2 separate regions of the Homo sapiens genome follow, and region 2 is linked to region 1. A link is an interaction called in ENCODE POLR2A ChIA-PET data of the cell type or tissue named here. Cell type or tissue: MCF 10A. All regions are shown on one strand.

Evidence for each region. Peaks named below come from ENCODE experiments on the same cell type or tissue, not always from the same donor. Only the 100,000 strongest peaks of a DNase experiment are listed, where the experiment ranks them.
Region 2: POLR2A ChIA-PET joins it to region 1 with 6 read pairs; 1 of 35 experiments calls an interaction of 5 or more read pairs at or near these places.

What each region holds. Positions count from the first base shown.
Region 1 is chr1:157,964,849-157,972,848 of GRCh38, reverse strand. No RefSeq gene overlaps it. Among named protein-coding and RNA genes, the nearest start is that of KIRREL1, 25 kb to the left of the region's middle. In MCF 10A, a CTCF peak has its summit at 2,883 (motif pointing left); DNase peaks (open chromatin) are centred at 2,928, 3,718 and 4,168.
Region 2 is chr1:158,140,775-158,148,774 of GRCh38, reverse strand. It overlaps LOC105371460 (a long non-coding RNA gene), which reads right to left. Exons shown (of 5, transcript XR_922187.3): 1 at 7,778-8,000. Among named protein-coding and RNA genes, the nearest start is that of LINC01704, 4.1 kb to the right of the region's middle. In MCF 10A, no CTCF peak of the experiment used is centred here; DNase peaks (open chromatin) are centred at 1,884, 2,414 and 3,374.

The sequences.
Region 1 (8,000 bases):
ATTAGTTTACCTGACATCTGGTTGTTTCAAAGAACCCGGCACCTCCTCCCTTCTATCTTGCTCCCTTTCTTGCCATGTGATACACTGGCTCCCACTTTGCCTTCCACCATGATTGGAAGATTCTCGAGGCCTTACCAGGAGCAGTTGCTGCCACCATGTTTCTTATACAGCCTACAGAACTGTGAGCCAAAAGACACCTCTTTTCTTTATGAATTACCCAGCCTCAGGTATTTCTTCATAGCAATGGAAAATGGACTAACAAAAAAATTGGTACCAAAAAGTAGGACATTGCTATAAAGATACCTGAAAATGTGGAAGCAGTTTTGGAACTGGGTAACAGGCAGAGGTTGGAAGAGCTTGAGGGCTAAGAAGAAGACAGGAAGATGAGAGGGATTTGGAACTTCTTAGAGATTTGTTAAGTGGTTTTGACCAAAATGCTGATAGAAATATGGCCAGTGAAGGCCAGGCTGATGAGGTCTCATGGGGATAAGGAATTTATTGAGAATTAGAACAAAGGTCATCCTTGTTATGCCTTAAAGAACTTGGCTGCATTGTGTCTGGGCCCAGGAGCTAGGGAAGGTTGAACTTAAGACTGATGACCTAGGGTATCTGGCAGAATTTCTAAGCAGCAAAGCATTCAAGATGCACATGGCTGCTTCTAACAGCCTATTATCAGATGTGAGAACAAAATAATGACTTAAAATTAGAAGTTATAATTAAAAGGGAAGCAGAGCATAAAACTTCTGCAAACTTACAACCCTGGATGGTAGAGAAGGAAAGAGCATTTTCAGAAGAGGAACACAAGCTGGCTGTGGAGCAAGCACTTGCTAGAGGGATTAGCATGACTAAAAGGGAATCAAGTGCTAATATCCAAGACAATGGGAAAAAGGTCTCAAAGGCATTTCTGAAATCTTTAAGGCAGGCCCTCCCATCACAGGCCAAGAGGCCTAGGAGGAAAGAATGGTTTTGGACACCAGGTGCAGGGCCCTGCTACTCTGTGTAGCCTGAGGATACAGCTCCCCACATCCTAGTCACTCAAGCTGCAGCCTTGGCTCAAAGGGGCCAAGATGCAGCTCAGGCTGCTGCTTTGGAGGGTGTCACTATAAGACTTGGTAGCTTCCACATGGTGTTAAGCCTGCAGGTGTGCAAAATGCAAGAATGAAGGAGTTTTGCCAGCTCCCGCCTAGATTCCAGAGGATGTATTAGAAAGCCTGTGTGCCCAGGCAGAAGCCTGTCACAGGGACAGAACCCCCACAGAGAGACTTTACTAGGACAGTGCCAAGGGGAAATGTGGGATTGGAGCCCCCACACAGAGTTTGCATTAGGGCACTGGCTAGTGGAGCTGTGGGAAGGAGGCCGCTGTCCTCTAGACCCATGAATGGGAGAGCCACTGGCAGCATGCACCCTGAATCTGAAAAAGCCACAGACACTTAACTCCAACCTGTGAGAGCAGCCACAGGGGCTGCACCCTGTAAAACCACAGGGGTGGAGCTGTCCAAGGCCTTGAGAGCCCACTTCTTGCATCAATGTGCACAGGATGCAGGACATGGAGTCAAAGATTGTTTTGGAGCTTTAAGAGGTAAGGATTGCCCTGCTGGGTTTCAGACTCCATGGTGCCTGTTGTCCCTTTCTTTTGGCTGGTATCTCCCTTTCAGAGTGGAATGTTTACCCAATACTGGTATCACCATTGTATCTTGGAAGTAAATAGGTTGTTTTTGGTTTTACAGACTCATAAATAGAAGGAACCTGCCTTGAGTCTCAGATGAGACTTTGGACTTTTGATTGAGTGGATGCTAGAATGAGCTAAGACTTTTGGGGACTATTGGGAAAAGATGGTTGTATTTTGCAATGTGAGAAAACCATGAAATTTAGGGAGCCAGGGTCTGAAAGATATGATTTGGATGTTCTGTCCCCTCCAAATCTCATGGTGAAATGTGACCTATAATGTTGAAGGTGGGCCTGGTGGGAGGTGTTTCAGTCATGAAGGCAGATCCTTCATCAATGGCATGATACTGTCCTTGTGGCAATGAGTGAGTTCTCACTCTGTGAGTTCACATGAGACCTGGTTGTTTAAAAAAGCCTGGCACTATCTCCCCTCTCTCTCTTGCTCCTTCTCTTGCCATGTGATACACTGACTTCCCCTTTACTTTCCACCATGATTGGAAGGTTCCTGGGGTCTTACCAGGAGCAGATGCCAGTAACATGCTTCTTATACAGCCTGCAGAACCATGAATCAAAATATGCCTCTTTTCTTTATATATTACCCAGCCTCAGGCATTCCTTTACAGCCATGTGAAATGGACTAACAGAAATACTTTGAAAAGATAAGTCCTAAACCAAGTCTTGAAAGATAAGTGATTTTTATCCAGGGGAAGAAAGAAGGGAATGGTATTTCAAGTAGAAGGGAGAATATAAATCAAATCATGGAAGCTTGAAACAGCTTGTTGTGTGTGGAAATCACAAAGAGAGCAGCATTTCTTTTCAAGAGCTGAACTGCCTGGGTGTGACTCCCAGACTCTCTGCAAGATATGTGACCTTGGGCACATTACTAAACCACTAGGTGAATCAGTTTCCCCAGTCATAAAGTGGGGAATATCATAGTGTCTGCCTCATAGGGTTGTCATGAGAAGGAAACAAATCAATTCACGTGAAGTGCTTGGGACAGTGTCTGGCACATCGTAGATGCTCAATAAATGATAGCATTTCTTATCATTGGGTGCAGACAGTGAGGCAGGGATTAGATGGAATATGAGATTGAAAATGTAATTAGCTGGATGTAGAAGGTCTTGTATGCCATACCCAGGGTTTTGACTTTGTCCTGGCAACACCAGGAGCCACTGCAGGATTGTAGGCTAAGGAACAATATGATGGGATTTGGTGTTTCAAGTGGCTCACTATGGCCACCTAGTGGAGGATGGTCAAGGGGAGGAAATTTGGAGGCAGGTTTTAGAAGACCTGGCTGTATATTCTGGCTCAACACTTAACCAGTGTATGAATCATTTCCTTCTTTGAGCCTCAATTTAATAATCTGGGAAGTAGGAATTGTAAAACATATCCAAAGGGCTGCGGTGAGGAGAAAATTAAATAACAGAATGAAAGTCCCTAACCCAGTGCATGACACATATAAATAGGTTTGCAATGAATATTTGTTTTGATTTTAATATCAGAAATCTTACAAGAGAGGAGCAAAAAGCCTCACAGTTTCCCCATCTTTATGCTCTGTCCCACCAGGCCAGCTCTCCTTGCTTCTATAAATGTGCTAGAAACAGTCGAACTGGCTCACAGACCTACACGGTGAGTATCATCCTTACTCTCTCCTACTGCACTCTTCTCACCTCCATAGCTGTCCAGTTCACCCTGATTCAGTGGTCAGAACCCTGACCTCTTTCTAAAGCATCTGCCATATCCAAGGCTAAGACCACATCCACCAGGCTGGAAAGTGGGTAAGGAAAGCTTCTGATGTAACAAGTCTTTTCTTTGTCTGCTGATTGTCATCAGAGAGCTGTTGTTTTTCAATTGACCCTCACCACATTCAATACCTGTTGTTTTACACAATCTTTTTGCAGCACCTCTGTCTTATCTCCCCTAATAGTCTGTACGATTCTAGAAGGCACAGACTGCACAGTAAACATGTCTTAGGACCTGCCTCTTGCTCATGGCAGAGGCTTGCCAGGGAATGAATCGAATGAAGAGTTGACTGATGCTCACACAGTGCTGAAAGCCTGCCAAGCTGTGAATAAGTATGAGTTGGTTTGATTATGAAAGATGGGAAATCATGTCTTCTTTTCTAGAGTGGAACATAAAGCTTCCCAGCCTCCTCAGGCTTGCTCAGGCAGAGCAGGCAGAGCTGTGACCTGTGGGCCCAGAATTGTACCCTTGATAATCTAAATGACAATCAGCTTATTAAGCCTCACAGTCCCCTGTGCAAGCTGATGAAGGAGGGTGGGCGCCTCAGTGGTCAACAACCGTTCAGGGATCTCCTCCCAACAATGGCTCTGTGCCTCTACAAGGCAGTTTGAAACACACACAGAAAACCAGCCGATTTACACACTCTTCTTCCTGCTGTTCCCTTGGCACACATTTTGTGCTGACGTGACAGCCACAGGAACAGATGTCTGTTTGGCCTCTGGGGAGGCAGAGGAAACTCAGGCCACATCTGAAGCTCCTCCCCTTCTTTCCAGGCCACCTGGAACCCAGGCCATGAGTCATGTAGGACCAGTTCAGGGATATGGTCCAGGAAGGCTACAAGGAGTGGGGGTGATGACAGTTGGAGAAAAGAATCAAAGGCGTTGGCACGGAAGGGGAAGTTGAAGGACTCTCTGGCCCAGCTCTCGGGTCATTAAATAGTATTATTGCTCCGGTTTTGTAGTGAAGTAACTGAGGCCTGAGGTGGGTGAGTGACCTGAGCGAGGCAAACGCTCCATGTGTGTAGAGAAGAGAGAAGATGGTGGCAGCTCAGGCCTGCTGCAATGTCCATCACTGCCACCTGCTTCTGACTAAAGATGTCGGTGGTGGTGATGGAGAGGGGATATTGGAGAGGATGTTGTTACCTCAGACCAGGTTAACCAGTAAAGGTGAGTGTGCATACGTGTTTGTGGGTGTGACCTGCTCTTCAATACTCAACTTCAGAGGTCCACTTCTACAGGATACTACTGCTGCTGTCACACCTAATGATAATAATAATGGTAATAACAAAGGCCAACAGAGCGATTGAGCACTTACTATGTGCCAGACATGGTGCTCAGTGCATTACACAGATTACCACATTTAATCCTCTAAGAGGTTGTTCTTATTATTCTTACCCCGTTCCATAGCTGAAGAAAACGAAAGATAAGTTTAGGAACCTGCCCACAGATATACACTAGATTCTTGGTTAGATTGGGTTGCTATGACAAATACCATAGACAGGATGGCTTAAAAATCAGAAATGTATCTCTCACAGTTTTGGATACTGAAAGTCCAAAATCAGGGTGCCAGCAGATGGGGTCCTGAGCCGCTCTTCTGAGCTTCAGAAGATGGGGTCCTGAGCCGCTCTCTGAGCTTCAGCAGATGGGGTCCTGAGCCGCTCTCTGAGCTTCAGAAGATGGTGTCCTGAGCCGCTCTTCTGAGCTTCAGAAGATGGGGTCCTGAGCCGCTCTTCTGAGCTTCAGAAGATGGGATCCTGAGCCCCTCTCTGAGCTTCAGCAGATGGGGTCCTGAGCCCCTCTCTGAGCTTCAGAAGATGGGGTCCTGAGCCGCTCTCTAAGCTTCAGCAGATGGGGTCCTGAGCCACTCTCTGAGCTTCAACAGATGGGTCCTGAACCCCTCTTCTGTGCTTCAGCAGATGGGTTCTGAGCTTCTTGCTGGATCTCTTGCTGTGTCCTCACATGGTGGAGAGAGAGAGAGAGAGAGAATCTCTTTTGTGTATTTTAGGGCACTAATCCCATTCATGAGGGATGCACCCTTATGACCTAATCACCTCCCAAAGGCACCACCTCTAAATACCATTACATTGGGGATTAGGGCTTCAGCAAATAAAGTTTTGGGGAATGCATGCATTCAGTCCACAGCAGTTCCTAGATTCACAGGACCAGAATTTGCATGTGGAGTAGTCATTAAGATTGTTCACAAATCCTTTTTTTTTTCTCTCTTTCCCCAGGTTAGAATTTTCTGTCTCAGTTGAGTTAAAGCATGACTATGGGACTTTGTCTGGCCAATAAAATGTGAGTGGAAGTGTCACTTCTGGCCAGAAGTTTTAGGAACCAAGTTATGCTCTGCCATGTTCTCTTTTCCCTTGGTCACAGCGACTGGCAATAACCTAGGTGATGTTGTGCTATCAGCCCAGGTCCTAGGGGGAGGATGATGATGGGGTTGAACAGAGCCCTCAACTGACCCTCCAGATTGCATAATGAGAAATAAACCTTTGTGGTTGTAAGCCACTGAAATTGTAGGGCTGTTCACTATCATAGCAACAGGGCTCAGCCCATCTTGACTGAATTGGAGTGAGGCTTTTTTAGCACAAAGTGAAACTCAAACCCCATATTTTGCCATCTCCTCAATTTCTCCAGCTGTCCTGGATATTCCCCCAGTGGGCTCAAGTAGCACTCTGCTATGGCATCAGTTACACTGTATGTCCAGTCTTCTTTCATTCCCGTGACCAAGCCCATTGGAGCACACTTCTGTGTCTTTGGGGTCTAAGCATCTAACACAGAGCCTAGGACACAGGACATGCTAAGTACATGCTCACTGAATGGATGCCTGTAGGAGAAGGATTCTGACACTGCAGTGTTGCCCTGCAGGACAAACTCCAAGTGGCCCAGAAGGTCAGCCCACCTTGGACCCCACATTTTTGTCAGATGACGCGGGAGACTTTTTGTTTCTGGTATCCTCATCCCTGGGGGCTCAGCCAGGTGGGTTGGCACCTGGGGTGTCTGCCCAGCTGGCTAGCAGAATTTGTATCACCGTGTGCAGACCTCAGCAGTAAATCAGCAGGTGTGAGGAATTTACCCCAGAGAGTGATCCAGCAGTGGCATGAATGAGTAATTTACAAAGCCCATTAAGGCGGCACAGAATTACTTATTTATGGGAACTTTTTGACAGATCTGCGGCTTAATCATTTATCCCTGTGAACATTTAGCCAGGGTCATTGGTAAATAATTCACTTATTACACACTCTGGAGTGGTTTATGGTACTGTGACTTATGATCTCACATGAGTTCGCAGCCGGGGAATTGGAATGTGAAGGCCGGGGAGGGGAGGGGAAGTGGAGGCCTCTGGATGCAGGCCCCAGTAGAAAGGCCGTCTGCTCTAAGTCAGCTTGATGTTACAGCACAGGAGGATTTTAGTCCCCAGTCTAACCTTTGGGGAGACAGTGAGGGAAGGAAATAGGTATTAAGAGAATGGTCTGAAAATGCTAGGTCTTAGCTCCAGGCAGAGCGAGGACAGACTCCAGCTTCACTAGCTCTCCGGGGCCTAGTGGGGAAATCTGAATGCCCCAGCCTGACATTCAAGATCCTCCAGGAACTGTCCCCATTCCTTCCCAGTCTTATCACTCATTACTTATCTCAGCAGCGCCACGGGGGCTGATATCTCACATATCTCCCCCGCTCCCCAAGAATTTGCTCGTGGCACTCCTCCTGCCTGCCTGCCCTTCTCTTCTTTTGTCTAACTGCTACTTAATATTCAGCTTTCAGCTCAAAGCCCATCTCTGCATGAAGCCTTCTTACACTACTTCAGCTACGTTCACGACCTCCATGAAGTTCTTGAAAACTTGCAAAGTACCATGCACACATGAAGCACATTACACATGCCATTGATTAGCCGGCTCCCCTGGCTAGACTAGGTGCTCCTTCAGCACCAGGACTCAGACCCCAGTGAACATGGTCCCATGAAAGTTAGCCCAGAGCCTTTCCCACAGTGAGTTAAATGAACATGGGCTGTTGTTGATGATGGTGATAATAGGAGGATGCTCATGAAGATGGCTGTCAGGCTGACTTCCTCAGCATCACACCATGGCCTCTCTTCTCTGTCCCACATGTTCCCCAGGCCCCAAAGACAGTGGAAGCAGGTGATCACATCTCTAAGGTTCCTCAAGAGTCTAACTGATACCATAAGTGGAGAGAGGCACTTATGTTGGGATGGAGGAGGAGTGCATTTGGGCCTGCTCACCAGAGAGGAGTCAAGTTAAGGGGGAAAGGAAATCCAGGTGCAAGCACCAAGCCCCACCCTCTTATTGAAGATCCATCCCAAGCCACACCTGACTTGCCCATAACCTTCCAGGAAGACCCTACAGATTCCAAATGTGTTTCCCAGACCTCTAGTTTAAGGAGATTAGCTTGACTTCTTGAGGTTTAGTCCAGTTAAATAAGGTCTTCTACCTTTGTATCAATACCAATTGTTGCCCAGATGGTAGAAAGATTTAGCAAGATGGCTTCCTCTTCCCATTGGAGTTTTTAGATCTCCAATGGGAAGACACAGGAGATAATTTACTGTCTTGCCCACCAGGAAATCCTTCCTAAAGT
Region 2 (8,000 bases), 180 kb before region 1:
TTTACTTAATTATTAGAAGTCCAGTCTAATGCAGTCCACTTAAAATCTTACATCTCATTTCAAGTTTTGCAGTGAGATTTGCAAAACTTCCTTCCTTCCCCTCAGCACCAGCCAGACTTGAGCAGTGGAGCTTGGTTTGGGGAAGTGGTGTATTCTGTCCTTTAATAGAAGTCTGCCTTTCCCAAAAATACTTATTGTGTTGGGACCCTGAGGAAAAATCAGGGAGGGCTGGGAAGTGAGGGCCAAAAGTCATTTTGCCTAACTGGGCATTTAATTGCAATTGTCTGTTGGTTCTCTCCACCTCTCAGTTGAAGGCTGATTGGTCACGAATACCTTCCATTTGGAAGGTACCCAAATGCTAGTTCTTAATAGGCACATGGGTTAGTTCCCTGGGAGCTCTCCCCAGTACACAATTCCTTGATGGGAGATCTGCTGCAGCTTAAAACTGTTACTGGTAGAGGGTCTTGACTGCAAGTTGTCCAGATTTTTGGCGTTTTCAACAAAGGATTGGACAAAACGCACAGCAAAGCAAGGAAAGAAGGAACAAAAGCAGAGATTTATTGAAAGTGGAAGTACACTCCACAGTGTGGGAGCAGGCTGAGCAGAGGCTCAAGGGCTCTGATGCAGCATTTTCTTGGGTCCAAATACCCCCTAGAGGTTTCCCATCGGCCACTTGGTGTTCACCCCATGTAAATGAAGTGGTGGCCCACAATCAGTCTGATTGGTTGTGGAAAACAACCAATCAGAGGCTGAAGTGAAGTTACAAAGTTACACTCCTATGCAAACATCTGATTGATTGCAAAAAGCAACCAATCAGAGGTACTTTCAGTTTCCCATCTGCCCTGCAGAAAAGGTAGGAGTTTTTAAAGGGAGCAGCTTCTGGTCCTTTTGTTACTTAGGCGTGGAAAGTTAAGGCTTTCCTTTCAATTTAGTTCTAAGGAAGTCGGCATGAAACCGCCTTAGGTTCCTTGCCTTCAGACCCTATTCTCCTGCCTCATAACTACTTCCCACAACCCCTCAGCCCTGCTCTTGGTGGTATAACTAGGTTCCCTGGCTTGGCAGCCAATTCTCTTGGAAGGAGAACCGGCAAGATGGCCCACACCCTGTTGAGTTTCACACTGTTCATTTAACTCACAGTAAACTCACACCGATTTCCACACTGTTCATTTGACTCACACATCCTTGCTAAACCAAGTGGTAAGAGTGATAGCTCTTTCCCTGTCATCCTTCTCTCCCTGCTCTAGTGATCACAGAGTACAGATCAACAAGCTCATCAGCAGATATCCAACCAGAGATTGAGATAACAGTCTCTTCTTGCCAGCCCACCAATTTCTATGAGTGATTCTCTTGGAGACCCCTCACTTGGAGGAGGTGAGAACAAAAGTCACATCACTCATTTCCGTGGCTGGGTACACACGACTCCATCAGTGCCCTTTCTCTTTTTACCTCCATATTATCTTCTAGGGGATGGTTTTAAATCTAGGAGATGTTAAGGATGGGGAGCTGTAGTATGGTTCGGGGTAGCAGAACTAACTTTCCACTTTTAATGGCACCTCTAGGATGTTAGCGCAGGACAATATATTCCAAGTGGCCTTGGACAAACCCAGTTCTCCTCTCTTTCTTGCTTGTTATTCTCAAGAAAAACTGTAAAATGTGCTGGGAATACAATATCCTGAGAAAGGAAGGAACCGCTTGAAATAGACTGGGCCTCCTTGTTCCTGTCCCTCCTAGGGAATGTAACATCTGGAGTTAGAGAGGAGGTGCCAGGGACAGCCCAGGCTTTGTACCTCTCTCCCCTGGAAGCAGGATGCCCTTCCCAGCTTTGTCCAGTGAGTCACATGACCCCTGAGGTATATAACTCATAGTGGGCTGCCTTTTGGGGCCCCTCACTTGTGGTGCACATGGGGCATGTACGGGCAACACTCAATCCTGCCCAGGAAGCTTCCTTGAGCCTTGAGGGCTGCCTCACAATGGATCCTAGGCTTCTTTTTTCCCTTGCTGCTTGCCTGTAAGTAATAATCCCACCTCACAAAATTTGTTGCATGTGAGTGTATCTCCAGCAGACATTGGTAGACCTTCAGGCCAGGATGTAGTGGGCAGAAGTGTGTGGGCTCCTATTTCTGTCGATTGGCATAGTGTCGATCTCTGCTGTCCTGCTTGTAGTGGGAGTCTTCTCTTGGGATTGGTTATTAGTGAACCTGCCTCACAAAATTGATGCTATGAGCAGGGTCTGATCTGACAGAACCATGGCTTTCTGGTGAAGTGGGACGGTGATATCCCCCTGTATCTGACCCAAGGCAGAGATGTCAGCCTGGGCATTCAGGAACTGACGGGACATGCAGCTGGATGAGTCATGGGGAGGGAAGGATGATAAGCGAAACATAGTCTCCCCACCTCCCCTGCAGATGGGAGTGAGCTGGCTGCATAGACCGAGGAGAGGGTATGGAATGTAGAAACAGGATAGAGCAGTGTACAATTCCCTGGGTGTTGGGCACTTACGTAATCGCTCATTCCCAGGCCAGAGAGCTTGGGAAGTGGGTATTCTGATGGACCCTGAGGCACTTGAGAGAGAATGGGAAAGAGGTCCTCAGACAGTCCCTGGAACATCTGAGAGGGAACCAACACACACAGGGTGGGTCTTCACAGATGGGGAGACCGCCTATCTAAAGGATGGATATGGAGGAAGGCCAGGGAAGTCTTACGCAGCCTGGGCGGTGTGTTTGATAAAGGACACTGCAGACCCAAATGTCTCAGGCTGAATGGTGCAGTTAGAAATGGAGCCAAGGTCTCTGGGTCCCCACTGAGTACCAATGGCTCCATACTCCTGTCAGGATAAAAGGGGGAAGGAGAAGGATTCAGACTTTTCTGGGGTTCTTGTGCCCTGGGGCCCACATTACAATATTTCCAGGTCCCCTTAGGGGAAAAAAAGTTAAACTGATGACATCAGGAAGTTTGGAAATGAATATGGTAGCTCATGGTACCTATTTGCTTGTGGTGCTTATCTGCTTGTGGGTGGGGCCCTTTGGGCCATTTCAGGTGCCAGTGATCATGATTCCATCACTAAGTGTATTGTAGGCACTGACATTTTGGCTGCTTCTGGAACAAAATATCACCACTGCCTGAGGGGGTATGTCCTTTCACAGCTAAGAGTTCAAGCCATTAACAGTGGGGTATAGGCACTCCTGCCTGCCACCTAAGCTACTCAGGACCCATTGGGTTACTAAAAAAAAAAAGCAGTATTACATATTAAATGGAGAACAGGACATTACTTAGCTAATTCAAAACTTGCTACAGATAAAAATGTTATAAGCTATGCTTTCACAGTGTAACTGCCCAATTTGGCCAGTCAGAAATGCCTTTGGGGCATGGAGACTCACAATGGACTGTCCCAGGCTGAATGCCAAGGCCATCTGGGCTGGAAGCCAAAGAAGTATCCCAGATAAAGTCAAGCAAAAATGTTTAACCCTCATAGCATCCACTAATAAAAAGGAGGCCCAACAGCTGGTCAACCTCTTTGGATACTGACAACAGTATGTACCTTACCTAAGTGTCCTTCTGGCCCCCTTAGTCAAAGTGACCAACAAATTCCCCACTTTGAACAAAGAGCCCTTTGCAATGGCAGGCCTTGGAAGCCATTCAAAAAGCTGTGGCCCAGGCATTGACTTTAAAACCTTGACAGCCTGCTAGCTTAATGGAGTTAGAGGTCCACAACCCCCATGCCTGCTGACTGGAGTCTGTGCCAACAGAAAACTGCCATTGGGTTATACCAGCCTCTCATTTTAAACACATAAGTTGTGCCAGGCATGGTGGCTCACGCCTGTAATCCCAGCACTTTGGGAGGCCGAGGCGGATGAATCATGAGGTCAGGAGATAGAGACCATCCTGGCCAACATGGTGAAACACCGTCTCTACTAAAAATACAAAAATTAGCCGGGTGTGGTGGTGTGTGCCTGTAGTCCCAGCTACTCAGGAGGCTGAGGCAGGAGAATCACTTGAACCCAGGAGGCAGAGGTTGCAGTGAACTGAGATCGCACCACTGCACTCCGGCCTGGGCAACAGAGCGAGACTTTGTCTCAAAAAATAAATAAATAAATAAATAAACACATAAGTTGCCTGAGGCAGCCACCAGATACGTCTGTTCTGAATTCAACCCCTTGCTTGCTATTGGGCACTCTTGGGGACTGAACATCTTACAGCCTGAAGGACACATGTGACACTGTAACCTGAAGTGGCCATTCCCACTTGAGGGCTCACAAACCCCAACTATACAATTGGATGTGCATGACAGATATCAGTTATCAAATATAAATGGTACATTCAAGATTGAGCCCAGCCAGGACCCCAGGGGACCAGTATGCTCCATAAACAAATGGCTGGCTTATCAGAAGGAGCAAAGCTAGCCATACTGAATGCTCCAGAATGGCTGGCTTGGCTCCCTCTGAGGCCATCCAGGGCCCAAGACTCAGAGACTTGCCTACTGATGGCATGGCAGGTTTACTGACGGAGCTGTAAAACAAGAAGACAGGTCCACGAGGTTGTGGCTGCCATCTGGCCAAGGGATGGTCATATATTGACTGAGACTGAACATGAATGTTCTGCCCAATGGGTCAAACTACAGGAAATGATGATGGCCATCCAGGCCACCTCTACCATCGTATCTTGCTATATTTTCACAAATTTATGGGCTGTTGCCAACAACTTAGCCATTCAGTCAGAGGAATGGCAACTAAGTGACTGGACTATTAATGGATTCCTTGTATGGGGAATAGGACTATGGCAGCAGCTTGCTGCTTGGAAGGGAGACATATATGTCACTCATGTGAATGCTGGGACTACCATAGAGCCCCTTGAGAGGAAATTATGTCATATTTTTGGACACTTCATGGGACTTTACTCTGACCAAGGAACATCCTTCACTGCCCAGGGAACGTGATGGGCACACTCTTAGGGAGTATCATGGACTTTCCATGCACCCTGTTATGTGCAGGCCAATGGAGCTATTGAACACTGGAATCGCTAGCTGGCTCAGACAGCAATGAAAAAAGGACATCAAGACAGCCTGCTGGTGTGGAATACCTGCATCTGACTAGAGCAGAATGGACACTAAATTCTACACTCCAATGCAAAAGAAACATGGCACTGCAGCACATGTTGGGAAAACACTGAGCTTGGTGGAGATGGAGGTGAACCAGGCAACCACCTGATTAGGCTATGCCTGGAAAATCCTAATCTCAGTATTCCCAACCATTCTTCTTCTGTTTTCCCTTAAGAGTGCATATTCTGGAGGTAAGTTCGAGATTCAGGCCATTTTGGCACCCTGAACAGGGCCTCCCCAACTCTAATCTTCAGGTGATACTTCCCCTGCTGCCTCCCTTCTATGGGATACTACAGGAGTGGGAGACAGAATCAAGGAGTACCAGGTGTTAGGGTTCCTCTACTGGCACTGGGAATGTCTGATCTTTCCAGTCAGGTGGGTAGTGTTATCAGATGTCAAATTTGTACCCAACGTAATTTCCCTACATGGGCTAGATAACTGAGGCTGCAAGGCCTGGGTCAAGCAACAAGGGTAATGGTGCCTACAGAGGTGGTAGCTTGGGAACTGGGACAGACTGGATCACTACACCACCTCAGCCCAACCCCTATCTGTTAGGCAGGAACTACCTGGACCTCAGGGAAGGGGAAGGGGAAGTAACCTGTCAATCTACTTCTTCCATGAGGACATGGCAGTAGAAGCCTGGAGCATAACACTTTCATTAGGCATTCCCAAGCTGTGACCACTGCAGGTTGCCTGACTAAGTGCTGGATCCTCCATCCCAGACTTTGTTCTGTTGCAGACCACACAGACCCTCTCATCCTGCCAATGGTAAAGTACACCAGCATTCCTAAAGCCACAACGTACACTAACAGAATCCAAGCCCTGGTTACTGAGTGAGGATCTGGCACTTGCCACTTAAGAGGGGGCTAGAGGTGCCTGTTACAACTTAACTGACTCAAAGTGTCACAACCACATCTAACAAAACCTTGGTGGGCTGCTGCTTTGACGCAACATAGTCCTTTGACTACTTGGATCAGAAATGTCCCAGCAGTGATGACAAAAACAAGGACTGAACAAATGCTAGTCCTTTGTGTAGGGCTTCATGAGCAATATCGAATGGGAGAACTCAGCTCATACAACTATGTGATTAATGAGGCCTAGCTGGTGCATGCCAATGCCTACGTACTATGAACAGGTCACTGAACAATGAAACGGGAATGGATGCTGTGTGCACCCGAGGGCTACATCTTTCTCTGAGGGCAGCTGGAGGTGACCCAAATATGGGAGGGGCAATGTCATGCCTGAAAAGCTGATGGATGAGGGGATTCCATACATTGGGCCTGCTGGAGTTGCCCCTAGACAGCACTCCTTGGGGTGAGATGAACTGTTGGGCCAGCAGCCTAAACTTGTACACCAGGCTACCTAGGGACCTGCTAGGAGGAGGAGCTGACTCTGGAATTATGTCCTTTATGAGAGCTTTGGTACCATACATAGGAGTCAGAGCTGAAAAAAAAAAAAAATCTGTCCCTGACCATGAAAGATATTGTTTCTTCCACTGACCCTGCCCCTGCCCCCGCCCCTGCCATAGCAGCCCAGCAGATATCCTTCAACTTATTCAAGAAAGTTGTTTTGGACAACAGAATTCTTCTAGGCTTCCTTTCAGACCAGTCAGGAGGAATGTCATTGCCAACACTTCCTGCTCTAGATAGATAGATAGATAGATAGATAGTTATTGTGGAGACACAGGTAGGGGAGATCCGAATGCAGCCCCACCTTGCTGCAGACAGTGGGGACAACTGAAGAATCCTTCTTTGGCCTCTTTAATGAATTCTTATCTGGATCACTGGAACCTTGGGTAGGTCACTGCTCAGGCAGGTACAGCCACCCTGCTTGTGGTTATAATACTCCTGGGCCTAATAAAATGTACTCTGGCTCACTCAGTGATGTTGCACCAAGATTGTGTCAGTGAAGGTGTCACATCGGCCTGACAAGGCAAACCTCTACCTCCAGATCTGGGGAAGTCTGTGGACGTACGAAATGCACTAGCTTTGCTAAGAGGGATATCTGGGTTGGTGGGGGGTGACCGCAGGACAGTCCTCCAGGGGGCCTTGGACTGACCTAATTCTCACCCCCTTTCTTGCTTGCAGTTCTCAAAAAAACTGTAGAATATGCTGAAAACGTAATACCCAAAATAGGCCTGGCATGGTGGTTCATGCCTGTAACCCTAGCACTTTGGGAGGCCGAGGAAGGCAGATCACTTGAGATCAGGAGTTCGAGACCAGCCTGGCCAACATGGTAAAACCCTGTTTCTACTAAAAATACAAAAATTAGCCAGGTATGGTGGCAGGCACTTGTAATCCCAGCTATTCGGGAGGCTGAGGCAGGAGAATAGCTTGAACCCAGGAGGCGGAGGTTGCAGTGAGCTGAGATCATACCATTGCACTCCAGCTTAGGCAACAGAGCAAGACACCTTCTCAAACAAACAAACCCAAAATAGGCAGTAACTGCCTGAAACAGCCCAAGCCTCGTTTCTGTCCCTCCTAGAAAAAGTAACATCTGGAGCTAGAGAGAAGCTGCCTGGGACAGCCCAGGCTTTATTCCTCTCTCCTCTAGAAGCAGGATACCCTTCTCAGCTTTGCCCAGTGAATCACATGACCCCTGAGATATGTAACTCAGGAGGAATTGCCTTTCAGGGCCTCTCAGCTGTGTTGTGTGGGGGGCATGTACAGTCAAGACTCCAACCTTCCCAGACAGCTGTCTTGAGCCTTGAGGACTGCCTCACAATGGATCCTAGGCTTCTTTTGTCCCTTGCTGCCTGTCTGTATTATACTAAAGCCACTTCACATTACTTGTTGCATGTGAGCGTGTCTCCAACAGACACTGGTAGCACTTCAGGCCAGGATGCAGTGGGCGGAAGTGTGTGGATTCCTATTCCTGGCAGTTAGCATAGTGACGATCTCTGCTG